Regions from separate parts of the Homo sapiens genome. Here region 2 is linked to region 1. A link is an interaction called in ENCODE POLR2A ChIA-PET data of the cell type or tissue named here. Cell type or tissue: OCI-LY7. All regions are shown on one strand. Links, peaks and the distances in the headings refer to the core of each region. The heading gives the core; the rest is flanking DNA. Region 1 overlaps LOC124902130 (a long non-coding RNA gene). Region 2 overlaps CDKN2B-AS1 (CDKN2B and CDKN2A antisense cis and trans regulatory RNA 1).

What was found. ChIA-PET counts read pairs that join two places held together with the same protein. Peaks named below come from ENCODE experiments on the same cell type or tissue, not always from the same donor. Only the 100,000 strongest peaks of a DNase experiment are listed, where the experiment ranks them.
Region 2: POLR2A ChIA-PET joins it to region 1 with 9 read pairs; 4 of 35 experiments call an interaction of 5 or more read pairs at or near these places.

The regions. Positions count from the first base shown.
Region 1 is chr9:21,983,346-21,993,506 of GRCh38, forward strand. LOC124902130 (a long non-coding RNA gene) reads right to left here. Exons shown (of 2, transcript XR_007061436.1): 2 at 1-9,135. It also overlaps a transcript of CDKN2A not described here. Among named protein-coding and RNA genes, the nearest start is that of CDKN2B-AS1, 6.4 kb to the right of the region's middle. RefSeq lists enhancers at 6,061-6,205, 6,111-6,693 and a cis regulatory region at 6,133. In OCI-LY7, for the core only: no CTCF peak of the experiment used is centred there; a DNase peak (open chromatin) is centred at 3,606; H3K4me3 peaks cover 1,415 bases.
Region 2 is chr9:22,106,115-22,116,275 of GRCh38, forward strand. It overlaps CDKN2B-AS1 (CDKN2B and CDKN2A antisense cis and trans regulatory RNA 1), which reads left to right. Exons shown (of 19, transcript NR_003529.4): 15 at 6,206-6,281; 16 at 7,552-7,685. Among named protein-coding and RNA genes, the nearest start is that of CDKN2B, 100 kb to the left of the region's middle. In OCI-LY7, for the core only: no CTCF peak of the experiment used is centred there; no DNase peak of the experiment used is centred there.

The DNA.
Region 1 (10,161 bases), core at 2,579-5,078:
TGCTTAATCTTTACATTGTGAATATTATGCAATTTTGAAATGAGCTTTTTCTAACTTATTACAGCATTTTCCAAACTTCTCCAAAAACACTTCATAAATGCTACTTTTAACAGCTGTAACACATCCCACTGGAAAAAGTTATAATTTACTTAATGATGTCCCTGTTGTCAGATATTTAAGGTGTTTCTAATTGCTACTAAAAATAGTATTGCAGTTTTTCAAAGGGTAGAAGGCTCTTGAATATATTGTAAAACTGCTTTTTAAAAAGCCACCATTTTGATTTATAGATAACAAAATGGAGGAGTGGTACATATTGAGGAACTATGTAGCTATGGTTACTCAGCTAATAAATGTTTGCTGTAGCTGTTGAAGTCAGTTCCTCTCTCCATTCTCCATTCTTTCTATGGCCACAGCTACTTAATTGGACTTAATGTGGGTGGCGGGAAATGCCAACCATATCCTTAATCATAATTTTGGAAATGACACATATGCAAGTGGGACAAGCCTAGTCTTTAAACTCAGATAGAACTGACCTCTCATTTACCAGCTCTGTGGGCTTGAATAAGTTATGTAAACTTTCTGAGCCTTTATTTCCTCACCTCACAAAGTGGGGAAAATAAAATTTACCCCATAAGGTTACTGTGAGGAATAAAGAATGTCAGATATATAAAAATCCGGGTGCACGGTAGGCTCTCAATAAATGGTGCTTTTTAATTTTTTGAGAATATATATGACATTTACTATGAAGTTATTCATTTAGGTCATCAAAATAAATGTCCTTTTGAGTAATTTTTCATTAATTCCTGTACATTCTAGCAGGTATCTGTGGTTTCAACAAGCAAATTCTCTTCTAAAAGGTATGATGCTACCTCTGAATTCTAACCCTCTGAAAAAACAGCTTCTTTGTAACAAAGTTTCCCATGTTATGACAGAAGAATTTCCAAAAAAAACCCCTCATTAAATCATGAGAAGTGACACTGGAGAGTGTCACTGTGTTCAGTGTTTCCTCTGCATTCATTGCTACCCACCTCCACTGCTTGGAGTGCATTTCAAGTGGAAGGTACAATGGAGAAACTACAGTTAAAACTGAGGAATTGCAAAATTTACTTTCTCTAAACTACTTTTCCTAACCTCCCTCTTTTTCATTCTTGATAGGACAGATTTTCCCCTCTCAAATATGCTGTCCTTTTTAATTGCTAACACAAGCATATATAATATCTCATTTCTGCTTATGCTGCTGATGTACGCATGTGCTGTTAGAGTTCTGAGATAATGTTGAAAGTCACAGATAAATAATAATGTATTCGGTTTTCACTACTGGGAGTGGAGGTTTAATATTCATGTTTCACTGATAGGTTTAACACTGGTTTAGGATACTCTAATTTCAGGGGCACCATCTACATGGAAGCTTTTCTCATCAAATGGAGAATGGTTGTCCCCCTTTTGCCCCTCTAAAAAACTATCCTTTAAAAGTAGCTTGCTTTCTTGGGACTCTATAGTCTTACTGTTATGTTCAATTTTCTGTGTCCTTTCCTGAACTTAGGAGAGTTCTGAAGCCAATCTCCCCTCTGATATTATTAAAGATTGCAAGAAAATTTTCTTGTGTTAGACCATTCTTCCCCAAATCACATTCTTCACCTGATATGTGATTCAACTCCACTCAAGGGAATCAACTTCTTGATGAAATATAATCAACTTTGATTAAATAAGTAACTGCTTCCTATTCATGTTTTAGCACTTTTCACATACAGATTTAACATTTCCACTCATGTTTTCCTTTGAGTCTCTGGGTTGAGGGTAGAGTTTTATCTTTTGTGTTGTTACGGTTAAGATGATAACTTCCATAATTAATTTTTCAAAAAGGCAATGATAACAGAATATACTGTATGTTTACTCTGTACTGATTTAAAACCCCCAAGTCAATTTAGCCTTAAGAAAGCATACTATTTAGTGTATTTTGTGTTACTCTTTGATATCCTACTTCTAAATAACTTCTTCACATTTGCATAAAAATAACTGAAGGTCACCCTCCAAGGTAGGCATTTTGAATGTCGTAAGGATGACAGTAATGTTTCTGCCTATCATTCCTTTCATCACACAGACACACACACACATAATTTTTTATACTAAAGAATTTTTAGAAAATTGTTTTGGTCAAAACTGTTGATTCAGATATTCAGACTGTGACAACCATTCTGAAGGAATTAAAAATCCAGTTATCTTCAGTGATTCCTTTGGAAATTATTATTCTGGGTTATTAGATAGATAGACTAATAACTTTTTTTCCAGTTTTCTAAAGCTACCTTGATTTCCTGTCTTAGAAAACAGGGGTTCACAAACACTGCTTAATATCTCTTTAATGATTATGAATACTAGAATAGCTTAGAGGTATACCCTAAAGGCCACCATATAGATCTTCTGTACAGATGTGAATTTAAAAGTATGCAAATTTACACTGATTTTACCTAACACCTTGGAACATACCAGGAGTCTGAATACATAAATATATTTTTATTATGATATGTATATTTTTAAAGTGGAGTTTAGAAATTTCTAGCTACACTGAAAAATTATAATGAAGTAGGTATTTACTGTAAAAAACTAATGTGCTTTCTTAAGGGCATAGTTTAATTAGGCACTATAATAACTGACAAACGTACACTGTGTAAAAGTTTACAGTGACTCTTCACACATACTATTTTATCTACCTCTTATTACGGGACTACCATAGGGTCTCAGGTTTACAGATGAGAACATGAAAGCACTGAGAGTTTCTCATACTTCATTCTGGTACCATGACAGCTAATAAGCAAAAGAAATAGAATCTGCTCACAGGTCATGTGAATGCTAAAGAAAGTAATCTTTCAACTGCACGCTTCAAGTGGTTCCTGTGCTGGTGAATAGGTATCCCACTTATTGCTTTTAAATTAAGGTAGGAATAAGTAATTTATATGTACAGTCATATGAGAATTTTTCACTGGTTTTATTTTGGTCAAAAAATAAATTTTTGAAAGATGTTAACCTCCTTTCAACCAATAAATATTTACTGTGACTTATACGGCTGATGCTTGAGTATAGTAGAGGCCCAAAGGGGTTAAGCGACTTTCAAAATAATAGTTAACTAAAAGAGATGGAACTGAAACCATATACATATTTATAGCACTCCATGGGCAACCAAGTTCAACTATATATGAATTACTAGTCAATGACTTTTGGTAGGCCATGCAACCTATCTGAGCCTCAGTCTCCAGATCTACAAAATGAAAAAATGAAACATTGAAAACATAAGGATATTGTGATAATTAAATTAGATAATGGAAGTTGAAGTGTCCTATTATTGTTAAGCTCCTCCTAATTGTTTTTGAAGAAAACAATAACTTTACCATGTGATTTAGGAAGAAAGTTTCAATAAGCTTTTAAAAATTAAATGTTAAATATAATATATTCAACTTCAACTATTCAGCATGTAAATTGCATGGAGTAAAATTCAAAGTGTCCGATGTTGGACATTTAACAATTAGATGTTCAACTGGGGGAGTCATTGTTCTCTAGACAGCTGCTGTTTCTTTAAATTGGGTGAGAGAGTTATACAATTGCTGAGTCAGATGATCTGGCAGCCTGAAAGAGAATGAGAGCAAGAAAATGGTGGCACTCGAGAAAAGAAAGCAAAACAAGCTTTTTCCTAATACATCAGCAAAGTCACTGGTGTAATATTAGACAAATTTTAGCTTAAAAGCAGAAAAATGATCATTTGAAAGGCATGATATTTTAGTTTTTCTTATAATTGTTACTTTTTAGCTTACATTTTTCATCTATATTTCCCCCCCCATCACTGTGCTTTTACAGAGACATAAAGACCCATCATTTTGTCCATAAATGCTTTATTCTGTTATGGCTACATTTTCCTGCAATCTTGCCCTGATCTTAGATAAGCATAAGTTAAACCTGTGAAACACTTGTGCTTTGATTTTTCTTTTTTACATAATTTTAGGTTGTCATGTTTATTACGAGCCTGGTCTGGATCATAAAATGAAAGAAACCCCTTATTACAACACACACACACACACACACACACACACACACACACAGAGAGAGAGAGAGAGAGAGAGAGATCCATTCATCCTGCACGAACAGAAAGAAGTGTATATAGTGTTTTAAAAAGACAACGTATCTTATATAGCTTATGTGGAAATTTTCTGTCTGGTTCTGTAAGCTTTAAAACACAAATATATCTTGTTATATTTTTTTCTCTCAAACTATGTTCTGACTGTAAAAATGTGGTATCTACAAGACATTCTTTTCCAATTCATACAAAGGGTCACATAATAATAAAGGGTCTCCTTCATTTGGTGAAATAACTCCTCCACTGATTACTCAGACTCTCCTCCCTGGGATCCAGTAAACTGACTCTAAACTTAAAATCTTACCTAAAATCCTGGACCTCAATTCAAAGATAAAGAAGCAGAAATAAGGTTTAAAAAGTAAAATTGGTCATATTTGTCAAATTGTGTCCCAATGGGCCACTTGTATTAGTATCTCCTTCAAGTGTTTATTTAAAATGCAGATTTCTGGGACCCACAGCAAATCTGAATCAAATTTTCTGAACGTGAACCCCAGAAATATGTATTTTTAAAGGCAGCCCAGGTAATAATGCTGTTGTTAACCTTTGCCATACTTTTAAAATTTCTAGTTACTCACATAATTCAATTAAGAAAGCAGAGGCTTTTTTATTTACGTTACCTTGATTGTACGATTTTATTAGTTTCAATTTGCTTAAGAGATTACATGTCTTTGTTCATGTAATTCTGAACCTCTATAAAACTTTTCTCTCTTAAAAAAATCCTACTGCCTTCACAACCATTTAAATAATTTATGATATTTTATTTTGAAGGTGAAAGAGAAAACTGAGAAATAGTTGAATTAAAAAATCCTTTGTGATAACATGTTTATATTTTCATGAACAAAGCCAATAAGTCATAAAAATTAAAAATCAACATACTATTTTTTGAAAGGACCTCTGATGCTTTGGGAATTTCAATCCTGTAGTTGATGGCTTTCACTTTTTTTTCCCTTTTATTACTTCTTTTTGATTGTAGAGTTCTGCCCAAATGAAACCATCATTCCAGGGCTCATGAATTAAATGAATGCACTGAGAGACACTGACAAGCACTGAGAATTTCTTCAACCACCCTTTTTAAAAAACAAATGCTAATTGGACATAAATATGAGAACAATAGACATTGGGGACTACTAGATGGAGGAGAAAGGGAATGAGCGAGGGCTGAAATACTACCTACTGTGGGTACTGTGCTCACTACTTGAGTGACAGATTCAGTCGTACTCGAAACCTCAGCATGGTGCAATATACCTTTGTAATTAACCTGCACATGTGCCCTCTCCTCCTAAATAAAAGTTGAAAAAAAATCTACGAGGCACTATATTTTTAAAAATACCACTATGTACAAGGCACTGTGCTATATCTGGAACTACAAATATTAGTTAAATAGTCCAAGATTCAGTGGGTTCAGAGACTCTAAGTATTTGCCATTCCCTTTAGATGGAAACGTTCTTTGGTCCACCAAGCCCTATCGTTCTGCTCTTTGGAAATTCTCCCTCACTTTCTTCATAATGCCGTCCTTGACTAACTCTCCTCTAGCAATACTATTGGTTTTGTATGTGATTTAAAATCATTCCTGTAATTTCTTCTGTTTATATGGCTTCGTACAAGAGATTCACATTCAACAAATAGAAAAAAAACGCTATTGACATTTGGTAGCTTCGACAATTGTAAACACATGTGGGTTTGCTGAATACACATTAAAATAGCATGAATTAGGATATGGTAAATCTGTTGCGGTCCCAAGTTGGTGGGTTTTTCTAGGAAGAGTCAGACCCTTTAAAAGGACCTTTTATCATCTACCAAACAAATCCTTCATTTATTAATTCCCAAGGTTTTCTCCATCGGTTGGCTTACTGTCATGGAAATTGATCTTGTTTTAATAGCTACTTACTTTTTTTTATTCTAATCAATGATTTCATTTGAAAAGAAAATTTTCAAACATGGGGAAAGCTGCAATATAAGAAGAAAACAATGGAGAGACATCGTCACTGGAAAAATACTACGGGCCACTCTCTATACCATCCTGCACCCCCAGATGGAGAAACTGAGGGAAGTCGTGGCCTTTCAACACTCTTGGGTCTCCATCTGGCTTGGAAGGGAACGAAATGGCTGTCAAGAGTCTCAGAAGCGCACTTTCCCCGTGGTTCCTCCGGGTAACCCTGACTCACTTTTCATCTACCCATCCCCTCCAAAACAAGGCCTAGCCAGTTCCAAGCTGGAGAGGTGACCCAGAGTTGCCTTCTGTCATGTCCTGCCTTTCGTCTCGAGTCCACTAACCCCACTCAGACTCTGTCTGCTCCCACCCCCACCGCGGCCAGTGAAATCCCAATCGTCTTCCACGTGGAACCCCAGGTCCGCAGTTATGATAACGGATCACATCGCTCCTGCGGAAAGTGCGCGCGGTGGAGTGATAATTGGACCTAGCGTCTAAATTCTTGTTGGAGGACCTCGTTCCAGCTGCCAGTTAAGCCTCTGGGATCCGCAGCGTCTCTAGGAATTGAGAGAGTGGGGAAGTTAGGATCCAGGAGGAGGATGGTGGGGGCTGAGGAGTGGAGGAGCAGCGTGCATCTCATCTCTTGTCGCCGGGCGGGCGCTCTTTCGGGTCCAGGGCCCTTGCACCCCCAGCGTGGCTCCGGAGGCGGCGAGACCTGCCTGAAATTGATTGGAGGGGACTAGAGTGTGCTTGTGGGGTGGGGTAGTGGGGGCGGAGAGAAGAGATCCCAAGAAGGGCGCCAAGTGCTGTGACCAGAGGCCTAACACGAGGCACCTTGGAAACAGGTATAGCTACGGATTTATGGGTTTTAAAATGGAACGTCTTGGTGAATGGACATAGCGTGCATTTCACAGTCTGACGTCACAGCCCTCGCAGGTTTTCCCAGACCTTAAAGCCACGTTCTCGTGTATGACACTTAAACAACTCAGTTTCCTTGTCTTTCCTCCCTCCCTACCCATCTAAGGGTAGAGAAGCTCTTAGTTCATCCACTGTGTAGGACTGTTACCGTGTGTCAAAGGCTTTGGAAATGTATATTTTACTGATGATGGTCATAGCACTTTGGAAAACTCAAAAGTGAAACGAAGAAAATAAATATCACCAAACTTTTTCCCAACCCCTCTCATCCTGCGGAAACCATTATAACTAATTTGGTGAGAGAGAGAGAGAGAGAGAGAGAGAGAGAGAGAGAGAGAAACTGTTTACTGTTTGGAATCTTGCTTTAAAAAAACCTGACTTTATAATGCAATCATTTAACAGTCTATGAAATATTCTTCAGATACCTGATGATCCAGAATGTAACTGTACCATAATTTAACACTTTATTGCTAGAATTTTATGCAGTTTTTGATTTCTTGCTACTACTTATCCATCTGTATTAATCTTTGTCAGAACCTTTCTTTCCTTAGGATGATGCCTGAATATAAAATAGCTGAATGAAAGTGGATGGGTTCATTTTAAAATACAAAATTGTTTTTCTTGATGGTGAAGTGTTTAAGAGGTGGATTAATCTCATTGGGCAACAAATAGAGAAGATATTAGTAGTTAGGTATATGAGAATCAGAATTCAGATAATTTGTCTTAAAAATTCATATTCAATGTAAAAATTTTATATTTAGAAAATGAAACTGTACCCATTGTTTATATAACTTAAACTGCCAAAATAAAGCACCACAAAAACTTTTTATCACGTTGGTTTTTGTATCAGGCTGGGCTTTGCAGCAGATGGAGGAGCTAGGGCAAGCTTGTCCAACCTGTGGGCCCGAGGGTCACATGCAGCCCAGGATGGTTTTGAATGCTGCCCAACACAAATTCATACACTTTCTTAAAGTATCATGAGTTTTTTTTTTTTTTTAAGCTCATCAGCTATTGTTAGTGTTAGTGTATTTAATGTGTGTCCCAAGACAATTCTTCTTCTTCCTATGTGGCCCAGGGAAGGTAAAAGATTGAACACCCCTGGCCTACAGTGTTCTACTATGAAGTTTCAGTTTTAGTTCGGCCTAGAATGTTTTAGTACAGAAGGCAAGTGAGATTTTCTCTGTTTCTCCAAGGACTTTTGAAAAAGTGTAAAAGCACTGGGCCCACTGTTGAACCTTGCTATAAAAAAGTATTTTTGATACCATTTGTATCACTTTAGTAATAGGAGTTTTTCATATGTTGGGAAAATGGTTTAGCTTAACTCTATCATGGTAGTTGATAGTGATGAACTAACGTGGAATAATAGATCTGTAAACCATCATAGACGGTAATAGGCTATGTTGTTGCTACCTTAGGATCATAATGGACTTTCTAAAATTCAAGAGTACTCAAAGAAGTAAAATGAATATAAGTCTTGATTTCTGAAAGGGCTATGGTTCACTTGGAACACAATACAAACTGTGAATCATGTACACATGGGGAATAATGGTTTATACTAACTGCACAGTGCTTACCTTGAGAGGACTCTGTGCTATTAAAGAAAAAAATAACCTGAGCCTTCTGAAGTAGCTATAAACAAATGAATATTTAACTTCATAATAAAAATATGACTATTTTGTAAATGCACCAAGGTAGAAGTAACAAATCAACTATGGCAATTTTTCAGGTTTCTGTGGTTAAGAAACTGGTAACGTGGAATTTTAGTATATGTATTTCCAATCATATAAAAATAAAAAGTCATAATAAACATATTTGCAGAAACTTAAAAAAAGTTAAAATAACATCTTATTTGCAATGATATTAAATAATTCATACAAGTAATTTTTAGCACTTGTGCCTCTCAAGGAATTGTATGAATCCTAACATAATTAGTATCCATATATATTCCCAAATCAATATAGCCATGGGCATAAAATATATTAATGTGAAATATATAATTACATATCATTATAATTAACACCGCTAGATTTTATATTATGTATATCATTTTACATATGAAATTGGAAAATTGCATATATTTCAAGACATTCTATCCAAGCTGTGTTCTATCTTGAGAAACTTCCTGAAGATTGCGCTTTTCACATACGTCCTGAAAATTGATTTATACCTAAATAACAAAAAATGATCTATTTCAATGAACCTATCATTTAAATATTTTTGCATTTCATGCATATACATTAACATACTATAAAATATTTTCTCTAACTTAAAATCACCACAATGTTATGTTTTATAGGCCTAAACTAAAAAATACATAATTATGGCATTTATATACATTGACATGTTCTACTTTGTTACTACAGATTTTCAGAGGCAACTTAATAATTTAAACAAAATGATTTTATATAGAATAATATTAACTAGAGTAATAAATATTTTTATATAGACAATAATATTAAGAACTATATTCATACAGTTACCGGTCACAGTGGCTAAACTTTTGCTGATACGGATAAACCACTGTTAAAAAAAACAACAACCAGGGTCTTGTCAATGTTTCAAAATGAATTAAAATCAAATCCAGCAACAGGCCCTGAAATCCTTTATAAGCTCCTTTGACTAAATTAAAAAAATTAACTTGCATAATATGAAAAGTAAAAAATAAAATGTGCATTTATCCTATAGATTATAAATTTTTGCTAATAGAAATTGAGACACTAAATTAAACACTGATAGTTTTAACAGGTTTATATTTCCATGTCAAAGAGACAATTAACATTGCAGTAAAAAAATAATTACCCCTCCGCTGGCCTTTGCTTTTTGAAGCTATATATTCCTGGCGAAGCATACCACAAGGACGGTCATAAAAGTGAAGCCTCATTAAATTACTTTTAGACTTATTACACAAGTTTTAATTAGCATTGTACATATTTTAACTGTACATATATTCTTTCAGTTTTCCTGGTTATAGGAAATTACACTGGCTGTGTCAACATTTGTCAATGTGAGGACAAAACTACCTTGGATTCTGTTTTTCAAGAAGTAGGCCTCATTTTTAAACTGTGCTAACTGTCGTCTGAGATGACTAAAATACTATCAGTTGGGATTTCTCAGGAACAGTTCTACAGTTCTGTCGTTTGCTAAACATACGAGCATTGTCCCGAGCAGTTTCAATCACTCAGGCCGCCGGACC
Region 2 (10,161 bases), core at 3,902-6,401, 120 kb after region 1:
CTCTGTCACCCAGGCTGGAGTGCAGTGGCATGAACTCGGCTCACTGCAACTTCCACCTCCTGGGTTCAAGCCATTCTCCTGCCTCAGCCTCCTGAGTAGCTGGGAGTACAGGCACACGCCACCATGCCAGGTTAATTTTTGTATTCTTAGTAAAGATAGGGTTTCAGCATGTTGGCCAGGTTGGTCTCAAACTCTTGACCTCATGATCCGCCCGCCTCAGCCTCTCAAAGTGCTGGGATTACAGGCATGAGCCACTGTGCCCGGCCTAATTTTTGTATTTTTAGTAGAGACAGGATTACACCATGTTGACCAGGCTGGTCTGGAACTCCTGACCTCAGGTGATCTGCCCACCTTGGCTTCCCAAAGTGCTCGGATTATAGGCATGCGCTACCGTGCCCAGCCCAAGTTGTCTGACTCTTAATTCTCAGCTTTCTTATTTGTAAAATGAAGGTACTAGTACTAATTTGGAGAGTTGTTAAAGATTAAATAATATATGTAAATGCCTTGGCATAAGGGACTGGCACAAAGTAGGCACTTCATATATAAAAGCTGTGATTATTGATGAACCAGTAGTGAGGTACATAACTGGGGAAGGAGAAGGGGCCAGTTTGTGGGAATGCTTTTTTAGTTATTAATAGTAAGGTGGTAAAATAATAATAGTAATAATAACCAAAAGTTACTGAAAACTAAATACAGTGCTAAACTCTTTAAAAGGAGTATCTAATTGGATCTTAACAACAAAGCTATGAAGCAGGACTAATGTTATCTCATTTTATAAATGAGGAAATGTAAGATCAAACAGGTTAAGAAACTTTCCCAAGTTGATCAGTAGCAAAGACAGGATTCGAACCAAGGTAATTGTCCTATCAGAAACTGTACTAGGATAGTCTGCATTTCATGGTAAAGACTATCAGATGCCACTAAAACTTTTTAAAAAGGGAAGTCTTGTGGTCAAATTTGCTCTTTAGAAGGCAGTATGGAGTGCAGATCAGATGCTGGCAGCAGGGAGATCAGTTAGAAGATGGTTGCTCTAATTCAGTTGAGAAATACTGAGACATCTGAAATATTGAAGACATCAGTAGTGTGGGTGATGTGAAAGTGGTTCTAAGAAACTAGCGGCAATCATCCTTCATTACTGATTGGGCGTGGAGAGAAAGAGAGGTAGCATTGGTAGCCGTTAGTCAACTCTGAGTGCAGGCACTGGCATGTGCATTATTACCCAGGGCTCTAAGTGGAGAAAGAAAACAACCCCAGGGTGTCTTCAAACCTAAAGCATATTTCCTAAGCCTTTGCACTCTCAGTCTAGACTAAAAACAAACAAAGCAGCCTCCTCTGAAATGCTGGAAACTTTCCCCACTTGAAACTCTCAGATCTCTTACCTTGCAATTCTAGCTTTCAAATTCCAAGCTGAGCTTCCTTTCCCACACCCCGAGTCCTTGTACTGGGGATTACAATGATCATTTGTATGTACTAGGTGATTGTTCCTTCCACATCAGGGGCCTTGGAGCGGATGACCTAAAGCTGCTTTCTCCTGTCCTGACTTTCTCCACCCAGCACTGCAACCATACATACAATTTTCTGGTCTTGTAGAGAATGACTGACTGGTCATTATAGTCTTCCAAAAGGATAAGAGATTAGTGTCATGATGTGGCCTTCAGGCAGCCAGGGGGAATCTCCATATGAGGTACTTGTTGACTGTATTACTTAGTTTTAGGTGAACTTCCTGTGGAGGGACAATATGTGCTTAGAAGGACAGAGAAGGAATGTATTAGGTAAGGCATTCTACATCTCAGATAAAGAACTTCAATGAATTGTTGGGTCAAGGTCTAAGAAACAAACCAGCCGTCAATGGGAAAGTTAACTAAAATGAAGAACCCAACATACAACCCCAAATCCTAGTTTTTCTGACTATGTTTTCTTAAACTGAAATAATTTCTGAGATTAAAAAGAAGTTGCTGTGACTTTGTCTGATAGATGTATTTTTTTGTTATATATTAGTTTGGGCCTTCTATCTCTCCTACTTTGTTTTCTTTATAATAGAATTAATCTCTGAAAAGTAACTTTACTGTATTCTGATGCTCCATTTTGAATAAGTCAGTTCTTCTCCGAATGGGCTCTGGAGATTGGCATTTGATTGAACAGCTTTTGTGTATTGATTGTTTTAGGTAGACTGGGTACTCCATTTAACTTAGTATTTCTGACAATAAATCAGTCGAGAAGGGAGTATTACTCTAACGGTTTGAACACTTGTCTATGCACATTGCTTGGTCATTCAATAAGTAGTTATTGGTGAGATCGGGCACGTTCAGGGTGGTATGGCCATAGACAATAAATGGTTACGACTCTGCCTTCAGCTGTACCAGTATTTAAGTTATAAGGTAGTTAAGTTACACCAGTGCAAAATCATACAGTTTGGTCACAGTCCTACTTGAGGATCTCAAACCTAGCTCCCCTTAACAAACATGGAGGCTTAATCTTGGCTTTGCACACTGAATTATTCCTTTAGAAAAATACTTGGTGTACAACTCATCCTTTTCATTTACAAAGAAACAAATTTGAGCAGTTTCACAATTTAAAAAGTCTCCCAAATGGATTATATTTAATTGTCCATTTCCAATGAAACTCACTAAATTGGTAAATAGCAGTGAGTGAATAACTGATGAGGTCATACTTTCTTGTTTTGGACTACTACAAACACCACGGAGCAACAACAGATTAGAATATAAAGGTTAAGCAAGGGTTTAGTTTTTGTTCAAAAGCCGTTTTGCTTGTTACAAAGGCTACCAAACCTTTGAACATCAGACCAAACCAAAAACAAAACAAAACAAAATAAAAAAAACCCCAAAACTGAAAGATGAAAACATAGTTTGATAATCTAAGCTGCTCTTCCTTTATTTAACCTTGAATTTATGAGATTATTTTTTTCCCCAGAAGAAAAATTCTCTTAGGGACACTTTCAGCAATTTAACATTTTCTAAGCATTACAGCAAATAAGAGGCGATCATCATTCTTCAGTCATAAAGATAAGCCAAGGAATGAAAGTGTTTTGCAGGTCATGTCACCTGACAGAAACTTTGGACTGGTCCTTTCCTGGTTCAAGAGTTCAGCCATAATACCTACTTTCCCTATCAGCTGGCTCAAGCTGATAAGGTCCTGAAGCAAGCAAAGCTTCTTTATGAGCTTTTATTTAATTGTCCTTGCCACATAAGGGTTGAGGGGATTCGTCTGTACAGAGTTACTTCTTGTTGGTCTATTTTTTCTTTGGAATAAATCGCTGTCTCCCCTGACTGGATAGAGTAAATAGAGTTTGTTTAAACACTTTTCATCAAATTCCTAGTGCCTAGTACAGAGCTTTTAACCCTAATACGTTTCCTGCGTGTACTTATTGAAGGAATAATGACAAACTCTGCCTTAGATTGGTGACTGGCTAGGGAGAAACATGGTTCAAGAGCTGAATAAGTAAGAGCAAGTATTTTATTGTATGCCCATCAAATGTATTCGATGCTGGTGATGGAGGTAAGAGTGTGATAGAGGCTGAGTTCTCTGAAATTACATATGAGATGTCATCTGCCATTTAGTATTAGCTGTGTCTGTCTTTTTTCCAGGAATTTGGCCTTAAAAGAGATCATTCAAAAGTATTACCCAAATAGTGATTTATCAGGCTTTATTGTGGGGAACCTAAAGTGGATTGCAACTGCTATGGTCCCTTTGAAGGGAGCTGGTGCAAGATTTTCCATGCCTAATCACACTCATTTTCCCTTGCTCTCCCAATGACCTCCCATCTTTCCTTCTATTTGGTCTGATAAACACCAACAATAGGATCCTTTCTGCAGCTTCCATCCTAACTTGTATTCTAGCCTTAACACTGCAACAAACTCACTGTTACCTAGAAGTCAATTGACTTCCCTGAATGTTAGCTTCTTTAGCTGTAAATAAGTAATTGTATGAGGTGATGGTTAAGGTGATTTACTAATTTTACAATTCTATTATTTTATGAATAGACCCTAGTTAGGATAGTTTGAAATAGATACTTAATCCACTATTATTCTCTCTTCTAAGATATAGTTACTAGTTGATCATACTTTTCCTTAAAGGCTGAACTGAATTCTCTGATATCAGCAACTAAACATCTCATATTTGTCAGTATGAACATCCACTGGGTGCCTGTTATTTAACCAGGTAGAATTCTTAGCTGTGATTGAAAATCTAGGTATCTCTTCTGGTACTATCACTTGGATGAGTAAAGTTTGAAAACCATTAAGTTGACATTTCTAATAGGACTGTGGATTTAACATAGATTCCCAGAAGTCTTGGAATACAACAGTGTACACAGATGAAGATACAGTACTTTTTGGTATTTTCTTTTTGCAAGTGTTACAAATATCTGCATGTCATAACATCATCACTATGGATCCCATCTTTTAATGAGAGCTTAGTATATGCTACACACTGTCACTAAACATGTAGGATCTTGTTTAGTTTTCTCAAAATGTTGTAGTTACTATGATTATTTTTTGTGTCTTGCAATCATTGTGTATAAGTGCGTAAACCATGTATCTAGAGTTTATAGAAGAATTAAAATTCAAAAACCCTATACTCATCTCTCATTTTTAAAAAATACCATTTTACCTGTCTTTAGATGCCCTGTATTTCCTCCCCAATCTCATCCCGCTCCTACTCTTGAAAGTGATCACTATCCAAATTTTGTGCCAAACATTAACTTGTTTTCTTTAGCTTTGCCATCTATGTATGTATCCCTAGGTAATACATGGCTTAGTTACACTTGTTTTTAAATTTGATGTAAATGTAATCCTATAGTATGAATTTTCTAAGACTTGATTAATCTATGAACATTTTATTTTGAGATTCATCAATATTGATGTGTGTAGCTATAGTTTATTCATTGCTGTTGCTGAAAAATATTCTATTGGATGACTTTGCTACAATTTATTCTACCATTGTTGGATATTTGAGTTGTTCCCATTTTATTTATTTATTTTATTTTTTTGCTGTTATGAACAATGTGGCTTTGAACATTCTTATACTACCTGGCGTGTATATGTATGTATCTGTCTGTCTGTTCATCTTAAGATGCACTACAAAACTGAGGCCTAGAGTCACCAAGCAACTTGTTTAATGTCAGAGTGAGTTGGTGGTGAGGCCAAAGTCTGAATTCAGCAGTCTGTTACCATAGTTTTCATCCTTAACCACAATACTCTATGAATCCTTATTTTAAAAAGGAAGGTCTGGAGAATTTAAAATAACTTCCTAAAGAGCAGGGATTCAACAAAGCTCAGTCTGACTAATGCCTTCCATTTTTAAAAAATCACCCAAAGCACATATTATGATTCTATTTGTGAAGTATTAGCTAATTACAAGAGAATGAGTTCATACTTGGCACTACTATCTCTTTCTTACAAGTGATCAGATGTCAAAATGTGAAAACTATACATTTCACATTATCCATATATATGTGACATTTTTCCTTTAGGAATATGAGTAGAAATAGAAAGACAGGTTTTTACAGTGAAATAGATTTTTTTTCTCTCTCTTTAGCCTACCAAATCTCTTTCGCAATACCTAACACTTATAAATGCATTTAATTTCAGTGCCAATTAAAGAAATTCGAAAGTAGATAATAAGTGAGACAAGCACCCAGTAAATGTTTATGATGTGACACTGACAAATTATGGGCTGCTATAATCAAGATAGCATTAAAAATTTTAAAGTGTTTGTATGAACAAACCATTTTGGAAGGAGTGTTTGGTGTGGCAGTGAGCAAAACAACCCAGTAACTATGGCAGTTAGTGTTAAAGCTCTGATTTTGACATGAAAGGAATAAAAATGGAAGTCCAGCTAAATCACAAGTGTCCTGGAGAAACTTGGATGAGTTTCTTGGCTAGAGGTTTTTCCCACCACAGTAAGTATTTTCAAAGGAAAACAAAGTAAAATTTTTCTCTTGTATGAGTCACATCTCTGTTGGTTGTAAGTGGCTGAAACTCATCTTGAACTACCAAGGTAAGAGAAGAAACATACTGGTTAATGGAATTCCAGAAAGGACTGAACAATCAAACCATTTTGAAGGACAGCATAGAGCTGGACTCTAGAACAGCCAAAACAAGGGGTTAAACCACTGCGAGGGATCTCTCTCCAACTCTTGCTCAGGCTTTTCTCCCTGGCTTGACTTTCTTCTCTTTCACTGTAGATTGGCTTCTCTCACATGGCAAGAAACATTGCTGCTAGCACTTCCCGAGTTCTACGTTCTACAACATCCACCACTGGTGAGAGATTAACTTATGGTTTTTCTGTTGAAAAGTCAAAAATTACCTGGGAAAAGTCTGATTGTCTCAGATTGGAGATGTTGCCCATCTCTGGACCAATACACTATTATGTGTGGCTGACTATATAAAAACATGGATATTTTCTTGGAATCACTTGGTTTGACTGGGAGAAGACCATTCTCAAAACAAAGGAAGTGCAATTTATAGAAGGTAGTAGAATAGGCAGATAAAACAATAATTCTTCACTATATTGCTCAAATAATCCCCATGACATTTTTAGTATATTATAAAGAGAGTTCTAAAGTGTTTCCAAACTATTATAGCAAAATTTAATCTTATAATAATTTCTTCTTGAACTATGTATAATTTACCTGAAATATTTTCCAAAAAGCAATCAATGTGAGAAAATGAGAGCCCTGTCTTCTTAAAAAAATGAGTAAAAGTCCACAAGTTCAGAACAAAAGAAAATGAGGTAAGGCCTAAAATAAATTGTGCTAAGAAAGCTAAAATTCTAGACAAAGTCACATCGGCAAAACTAGAAGGTTGGTACTGTGCTTCAGTTTACTGCTTGCTGTTTGGTTAAGAGGAGGGGTGATGTGATAAAAATAGTGACGAAGTGAGAAAACTGACGTATTAGTTTTCTATTGCATTATAACAAGTCACCACAAACTTAGAGGTTTGAAATAACGCCCATGTATTATCTCGCAGTTCCTGTGTGTCAGACCTCCAGGCACTGCGTGGCTCGGCTGGGTTCTCTGCTTAGAATCTCACAGGTCAAAATCAAAGTATCAATGGGAGCTGCAGTTCTCCCAAGCTGGAGCCTGTGTCCCTTTTAAACTCTCAGGCTGCTGGCATAATTTATTTCCTTATCAAGCCATCCATATGATCCCCTCCATCTTCAGGCCAGCAATGGCCTGTCAAATCCTTCTCATTCTTTGAAAATCTCTGACTTCCCTTTCTGTCACAGCTCTGTAACTTCTTTTCTCTTCTGCCACCAGCAGAAGAGGCTTTTAAGAGTTTATGGGATTAGATTACATCCGTCTGGATAATCTTTTACTTAAAGGTCAACTATGCTATATAACATAGCCAATCACATTCGCACATTGCAGAGACTAGGGTATAAAATCTTCGGGGTCATTCCTAGAAATTCTGCCTGCTGCAGCCTGGTTTCTTGCTTGGACTCTAGTATATATTTGCTAAATCTCCCAAGCCTCAGTCTCACTATTTGCAAAAGTGAGTTTTAATGCTCTTTGCCCTGCTTGCCTCACAGGATCTTAACATAGACGTAAGATCAAATGCAATAGCATGTCAAACAATGTGTAACTCCAGTTATACAAACATTACTGTATCTCATTGGGGATACGAAGCTCTACACACTTGAAGATGGTGAAGGAATATAAAAATGTAAGTATTGCTTTTATAATAAATGTGTTCCTATTGGCTGAAAATTTCAATATCTGATACAAATAGTCAACTTTCTATTTTACTTTTTCTAATTATGCAAGACCTTGTAATCACAAATGTAAAAATTGCAAGCCACATGCCCCTAAGGCCAAATAAAAATTTGTAAAATTCTCTTAAAAAGACTCTATAGAGTCCAAATGAAAATACGTCGAGTCCTTTTAAAAGGATCCAACCACATATATCAACTGATATACATGGTACCAAAAACAATGGAATCTTTTCAGATTCTCTAATTGGCCTTTGGAACTTATGTAGCATCAGGTATGCAAATGAACAACTTCAGACCTTGATTACTCCAACCTCCTCTCCCACTGTCACAGCCACTTCTGTCATGACCTAGTTGTTCTCAGAAAGTTCCCTCTTATACCTGGTCAAACTTCTCTTACAATCACCTGTGACTTTCCCTCTTGGTCTTGGATCAAATCATCCTAAATACATTAAAAGTCCTGATTCTTCCTGTCCCTTAAATATATCTCTACTTGAATCACTGTGTTAGTTCAGGTCCTCTGAGAGAAAGATGTTAAGATGAAATTAGATGTGCAAGAGATTCGCCGAGGTAAACCTTGTGGGAGAAAATGGAGAGGTACATAGAGGAGCCTGGGCAGACTGTGTGGCTACTATGTAAGACTCATCCCCATGAAGGAGAAAGGAGAGGAAGGCAAAGAAGAAAAACCTTAAGATTTCAATTCTAAGAACGTTTTGACAAAGCTGATTAGGAGTATTTAAGGCAAAGCTGCCCACCAGAAGAGTACTGCATCTTTCAGGAACGGACTTGCTTTAGTACATCTGCTGTGCTTAGTAATTGGCTGGGAGCAGCCATAGAAAGCATGGACTCAGTACAAACTTGGTGATGAATTTCAGAGGCAGCGGCTAAGACCATCAGTCTATTATTTTCCTTGCAATAGCTGTCATAATTACTATCAGAGCAAACAATTTTTTGTGTGTGAATTCATGAGATAATGGTCTTTTCTTTCCTGCTTTCAAGAGCCATGTCATTGAAAGAGCTAATCATTCAAATTTATGCTGCATTACTGACTAAATACTTTCATTTATCATACTTTATTTTAAAATACTTTAACTCATGGCCCGATGATTTTCAGTTAACCAAATTCTCCCTTACTATCCTGGTTGCCCCTTCTGTCTTTTCCTTAGAAATGTTATTGTAGTATTTGCAAGATGGCCTGAATCCTGAACCCCCCATCTTCAATGAGCACCAAATGGTAATTATAGATTCCCAGCTGTAGAGCTATGTCAGACAAAGGAAACTTCATTAGTATGTACCAATGTTTGGACTCCAAATGCTTTTGTGTCTGAGTCACAAGGACTCCTCTTCCTTGGTGGCTTAAAGTTAGGCTGAAGAAGATTTACATTATGTTGTGCATGACCTCTTTAGTTTGGTTCTACTTATACTTTCAAGGAGGGAAGACTGGGGAAGGTGTCCCTTAGTGAGCATATTTTGTACAAATGAAAACAGGGTACTAACACTTATGCCAGGACGCATGCATAAACTAGGATGGTTCTGAGAAAACTGCGATATATGATCACTCCAGGGTCTCCCCTCTCAGAAGCGAGGGAGACTTAAACCTTTTACATCACCAAGTACATGGAAAGAAAGACAGCAGGGAAGTGATTCCGAAGAGAAACCTGAAAAAAGCAATGTGGAAAGATAGACACTTTAGCCTTTTCTTTCTTCTCAAAACTTCACATTCCTTTTCACTCTGCTTCACTTAAGCTGCCCTAGTTCCAGAGTGTTTCCTCTCTTGGGTGAAGATGGGAACAAGTACATGGGGTAGCAAGGGGTGGGTGGGACCTGTGCTCCCATTAAGGTTCTTCCAGAATCATTTCTATGTGATTATCAGCTTGGATCACATGGACTTGGGGATTATTGGTGGTTTTCTAGGGTAAACAGGGCATATTGTGCTGGAGGACATATTTTATATGTAACAATTTGGGGAAATTTTCTTTTATATTAAATAAAACTGAGATATGTAATGAATTAGGATGAAAAATTCATATTCATCTGAATTTTATAAGTGAATCATGAGAACTCAAAGATACTTAGCCCTTGGGACCATTTTTTACTCCTGTTCGGATCCCTTCAGCTAAGCATGATTATTTACTATTTTCAGCTATTAGTTATGTCTTGTTGAAAAAGTATGAAAAGAGCTGCCCAATAAATTAGAGTGTATGCTCAACATTCTCTTAGCTTCTTTATCTCTTTCCAAAATTGGATCAAATGACATTGGACATGATCAACTTCTTACTGTTTTGACAAACATCTGAGGATACTTTTATAATTGATAATTTGGACTAGATTATGCAATGTGTGATGAGACACAAGGTAGTCTGTACTCCCCATGATATGTATATCTGTTTGATATACTCAAACGGTGTATATCAAACGGATATAAGTTTG